2 separate regions of the Homo sapiens genome follow, and region 1 is linked to region 2. A link is a contact called in ENCODE Hi-C or POLR2A ChIA-PET data. All regions are on one chromosome and are shown on one strand. Each heading gives the region's core, a stretch centred on a gene start or an enhancer-like site at or near the end of the contact. The rest is flanking DNA. Distances are from core to core; before and after follow the strand shown.

Evidence for each region. Hi-C counts contacts between places; a loop is a spot of excess contacts on that map. ChIA-PET counts read pairs that join two places held with the same protein, here RNA polymerase II (POLR2A). Pooled maps may share reads with other maps.
Region 1: a loop to region 2 is called in a map of IMR-90, with 2.2 times the contacts of the local background. The contact joins two enhancer-like sites. A Hi-C loop is called at or near these places in 8 of 168 maps with a recorded cell type or tissue (Calu3, HepG2, IMR-90 and 5 more), 5 of 37 single-sample maps with no recorded cell type and 5 of 50 pooled maps. POLR2A ChIA-PET finds 5 or more read pairs at or near these places in 3 of 52 experiments (AG04449, GM12878 and MCF 10A).

Annotation. Positions count from the first base shown.
Region 1 is chr2:20,190,616-20,193,315 of GRCh38, forward strand. No RefSeq gene overlaps it. Among named protein-coding and RNA genes, the nearest start is that of SDC1, 33 kb to the right of the region's middle. Within about 2 kb of position 1,281, at least 5 of the 41 ENCODE cell types and tissues checked have a DNase peak (open chromatin) inside an H3K27ac peak, as active enhancers do.
Region 2 is chr2:20,155,867-20,158,566 of GRCh38, forward strand. It overlaps the pseudogene RPS16P2. Among named protein-coding and RNA genes, the nearest start is that of SDC1, 68 kb to the right of the region's middle. RefSeq lists a silencer at 1,704-1,793. Within about 2 kb of position 1,390, at least 3 of the 41 ENCODE cell types and tissues checked have a DNase peak (open chromatin) inside an H3K27ac peak, as active enhancers do.

The sequences.
Region 1 (2,700 bases), core at 31-2,530, 35 kb after region 2:
AAGTGCCCAAACCAAAATGCTGAAGAGTTTACTCCCATTACTTTATTTAATGCCCCTAGGAGATGAGTTCATTTCACAGATGACAGAGCTGAGGTTCTAAGGAGTTTATGGTCACACAGCCAGTAAAGTGGGGTCTAACCCCAAAGCCCCTGCTCCTGCCACTATATTACTCTGTGTCCCTGAAATCGGAGGGTAGGCATGGATAGAGCCTGGCACATTCTAGGCATATTGGAAATGGTAGTCCTTATTCATAATTAACCAGAATCTTGGTGCCTGACATTTAGTGGCACGCTGCGTTTTCTTAAATCTCTTTCCAAGTCTCATCTGTGCCTGAAGGTGGGCACCGGCCCTCCTGCTTTCCCTATAAGGAAATGGAGGGGTAAGGAGATGCAACAGTTTCACGCAGTCCCTCAGCCAGGGCGGGCAGAGACTGCTGAGCGCCAGCTCTGGGCTCCCGGCCTGGCCTCTGGCTCCTGGGAGAAATTCCCCTTGTCTGGGGTGCAGGCAAGGAGGGAGTTGAACAGACAGGGCTGGGAAGAAGGGCTGCCTGTCAGGCTCGGACGCATAGTGTGTGAGTAGCAAGGCCAGCCCCCTCAAGCTGTCTCCACTTCAGTCTCCACCAGGGGCCACAAAATCATATCCAGCTAGTCCCGAAGATCCAGGCCTGCCGCCTTGAGCAAACCCTTATCCTCTCCAGACCTGTTTCCTCGCCTGTGAAACAGAATAACTCCTGCAGCACCACACAGCTCGAGTTTGTGTGAGAATACGATGAGGGAAGGATGGTGAAGACCCCTGAGCACTGTGGGTGTGAGCGCTCTCTGGGGAGGGGCCGGCCCTGGCTGGTCAGCCTTGTGTGGCACTGTACTGGAGAGGCACATCTGAGGGACAGCTAAGCTCCCCCTGGCGGGCAGGGATTGTGCCCCATTTCATGCACAAAGCATGCTTAAGTTCCCCCTGCGAGAAGCCCTGCTGTGTGTCTGGATTCTTAGGCCTGAAAGGCCTTACCTTTCACATCAAGCGACCAGTCTTTTCTAATGAGTTCAAGTGGTAGCACATCTGATAGGGCAAAACAGCCTCATTTACAAAGAGAAAAATAAATAAAAATGTTATATAGCCTTGAGAATAAGGCCAGACAGTCAGCCCAAGGTCCCTGGAGCAACACATAGAGAAAAAGAGTTGGTAAAAGTCTTTCTTCTTCTGTGGACTCTGTCCGGGCAGCCATGAGCTGGAACTCAGCCCAGCCCTCGTGCCACGGGATATTTTCCACCCTCAGAAGTAGCTGGGCTGGACCCAGAGGGGAGGCCAGGCTGCTCCTGCACTGGGGACCCAGGGGCCCAGTGTGGACCCTCTTCCTTGGCCGTCAGGCTGCAGGGAGCACCTATCAGGAGGATGGGGCTGGAGTCTGCATCCTTGAGGCCCCCCGGCCTGGTTCTCACCAGACCTGGTCACCCTGGCCTGGCAGAATCCTGGGAAGTACGAGAAGTCATCTCATCTGGGGCCACATCTGATGGGTGAGGGGAAGCTGAGGATCAGAAGGAGGCAGCCCTGGTTAACGGATGTCACCCTGGGGCTCCACACCGTCTCAGTCTGTGGCCCTGTCACTGGTCCAACAACAACATCTATCAGGTGCTGAGAGGTGGCAGTAGCCCATGTGCGGCCATGTCATACCTCACCCAGGCTTGCAACAGACACCCTGTGCACTAGTCACGAGGCTGGAAAATGGCAGGACCAGGATTTTGAGCCCAGACATCTGGCTACAGAGTTTTTCTCTGGACCACCATGCCCTCCCACCTCCCCCATGAGTTCTGAAGGGGGACCATGTCTCCTGCTCCCCAATGCCCACTTTCCCTTTAAGGGCTAACACGGGGGTTAAAAGCCCCACAGAGGGAAGCTGTTCGCCCTTAGAGAAGGTATCCCAGCTGATGGCCCAGGCTCTGTCCTCGAAAGGGCTCTGCAGATTTGGGATCGAAGATGCTGCCCTGGACTGGGCTCAGGGCCTCTCGCCTGTAATCCCTATTTGGGAGGCTATTTGGGAGGCTAAGTCAGGATGATTGCTTGAGGCCAGGAGTTTGAGGCCAGCCTGGGCAACATAGACCCTGTCTCTAATTTAAAGAAGAAAGATGCTGCGCCGGAAAGGTCTTTCTGAGGTCCAGATTGCCCACAGGGGGCTCTGAGGCAGCCCAGGGGAACCCCAGCAGGCTTGCCCTGAGGCTCTGAGGGCAGCCAGCCCATCTGCTGCCTCCTGGGTCTGCAGGTCTCAGGACTTTTCAGCCTTAAATCTAGTCCAGACCTAAACTGTCCACGTGGCTGTGCAGGCTTTGCTGAGGTCAAGGAGCAAGCTGGGGGCTGAAATCCTGCTGTCCAGGTGCAAGGCTCACAGGCCTGGGGGACAGGGTGACTTTCTCCTACTGGCCAGAGGTGCTGTCTGCTAACTGAGCTGCACCCCACCCGAATGGGGATTTGCAGAGGCACCATGTGGACTGGGGCTAGGCCTGCCCAAGAAAAGGCCAGACAGTCAGCCCAAGGTCCCTGGAGCTAGTGTCCTCCTGCCCTCTGGCCCTGGGCCTGTTCACCTCTGCAGGTTCTCCAAGGTTACTTCGCAGCCTCAGGCAAACAGACCATGCTTTCTGGATTCTAAATCAAGATTCATAGGTGGACAAAGGAAGTGTTTCGATTTATGAATCTAGAGATAAGGAAATG
Region 2 (2,700 bases), core at 140-2,639:
AGCAAATCGCTCTTTGCCCAGAGCAGAAGTGGTTCCAGCAGCTTGTATTGTAGCATATGCAGCTCGATCATCTCCAGGTGCCACCCATTCACCTTGATGAGGCCATTGCTGTGTTTGCCGGGCGCCACAGCTGTGGCCCTTTTCTTGCATCCAAAGACCTGCGCATACTGCAGTGGGCCCTTGGACAGCATGGCTACAGGCATACATTAGAGATCCTCACTGCACAGAGCTGCAACCAGAAAAGGAAGAAAATTATTTCAAAAAGGAAATACATTTGTGTGTGTTTGCAATCTTCCATGATACTTTTTTAAATGAGGCAGCGGACACCTGTGTCAGTTGCTGCTGAGAGTTGAATTAAGCGAGGCAAGAGAAATGTACATTTGCATTTTGCAGCATAGAGCCCATCTTGACAAGAGCAGTTTCAGTAGAGTGGTGGAGACAGAAGGGAGCTGGAATGGGCGTGAGTGGCTTAACATGATAATAATAGCTGAACTTATATAAAACTTACTATGTGCCAGACACTGATCTAAGTGCTTTACATATATTAATCTGTGCAACAGCCCTTTGAGATAGGTACAATTATTATCCTATTTTACAGATAAGGAATAGATCTTTAAGTAATTTGTCCAAGATCACACACATTAGGAAATGACAAAACTGGAATTTGAACCCAGACAAAACTGGTTGATCTGGCTCCAGGAAATAGAGGCAACCCTTTTGAGAAATCTTGTTATAAATGGTGTATTAATTAAGATAAGGCCAGATGTTGTAACACATAAACCACCAAAATCTATTTAGCTTGACTAAATAGAAGTTTATTTCTTCTCTTTTAAATTCCAATCAGTGATAGGAGTGGGAGAAGTGAGGATAGAGCTCTGCTCCATACAGTTATTCAGGGATCTAAGCACTTACCTTATGGCCTAGACATCTTCTTCAACACACAGCACCCTTAGTTGCCCTAGGTGTCAACATCAACCTGGCAGAAGAGGAAAGAGAATATGGAGGATCGTGTAGAAGAATTTTATGGGCCATACCTGGAAGTTGCGTACACCACTTCTGCCCACATTCTGTTATCCAGACCTCAGTCACATGTTCTCATGAGTATGCAAAAGGAGCCAGGAAGTGTGGTCCTTGGCTGGGCAGCCACTGCCAGCAGCAGCACTACACTGTGCAAAGAGGCCGTGGATTTTTGGTGGACAGTTGTCTGTCTACCCCATTGAGCAAAGACATAGTGAGAAAGGTATGTGTGAAAGGAGATTTGTTTTTGAATATGGGAAATACTGGAGCATGTTTGTGTACTGACAAGAATGACAGAGTAGGGAGGGGGAATCTAATGATGCAGGAGAGAGAGGATAATTGCAGGAGCAAAGTCCTCAGCAAGGTGATAGCAGGTGAAGGGATTGTCCTTTGAAAGGAGCAGGAGGGAGGCTGAGAGGTTGGCAGGGTGAGGGAAAATTGTTGTTGGCACATATTCAAGGAGGATTGGCGATTTCATCGTGGGAGGCACAGTTGTCCCTGGCTGAGGGCTTCTGGGTTTTTTTGGTTGAAGTGTTAAGAAAGGTCATCAGCTGGATGTGACGTGGGGAGAGGATGTGGGGGATGGGAAGAGCGAGAATGTACGAAATAATCATTTTAGACAGAGAAAAGAAACTTAGTAGAGAAACATTTTAGAATTACCCGGCTGTGTTGCATGACCATTTGAGGTTTGTGGTTATGCATATAAAATGAAAATTACCTCCAGAAGTTGTGTGTGTGTGTGTGTGCTTACATTAATGGTGTCTATCATTCTCTGTGTATTATTTAGCAACTTGCTTTGTGTCTTTCCTGTGTGCTGTACGTTCAGTATTCCACAGAATGGATGCACCAGAGTTTATTCAGCCATTCCCCAGTGATGACAGCTAGGTCATTTCCAGTTCTTTACTAGAAAGCTGCAGCAAGGATTCTTTGCCTGCTGCCTCGTGCACACATGACTGTTTCTCCAGAGGTACACCAAGAAGTAGATTTGCTGGATCATAAGGGAAATAGAAGTTTTAATAGATTCTATCAAATTGCCCTCCAAAGTGACTTTACCAATTGATACTCCCATCAGCAGAATATGAGACTACTGCCCACATCTTCATCTGCCCTACATTCAATCAAACTTACTATTTTGCTTGTCTGGTCGAATAAAAAATGTTTTTTCATTATTTTAATTTACATTTCCTTTATTATCAGGGATATTGCAGCTTCCCATAGATTTTTGGCCATTTGAATCTCTCCTCTTGTGATTTTTCCTTTCATATTCTTTTCCTGTTTTCCTAAGCATTGTTTACTTTTTCATATTGACTTATAGCAGATTTTTACATATTTTGAATGTTGTTTGTATATTGTAATTATTACAATTTTTTTAGTTGGTTGCTAGTTTTCAATTTTGTTGATGGTGTCTTTTTTTTTTTTTAAGAGACAGAGTCTCACTCTGTCACCCAGGCTGGAGTACAGTAGTGCAATCACAGCTTACTGTAGTCTCAAACTCCTGGGCTCAAGTGATCCTCCCGCTTCAGCCTCTCAAGTAGCTGAAACCACACATATGCACCACTACACCTGGCTTTTTTTTTTTGTGGAGACAGGGTCTCACTCTATTGACCAGGCTGGTCTCCAACTCCTGGACTCAAGCAATCCTCCCCTCTCAGCTTCCTAAAGTGCTGGGATTACAGGTGTGAA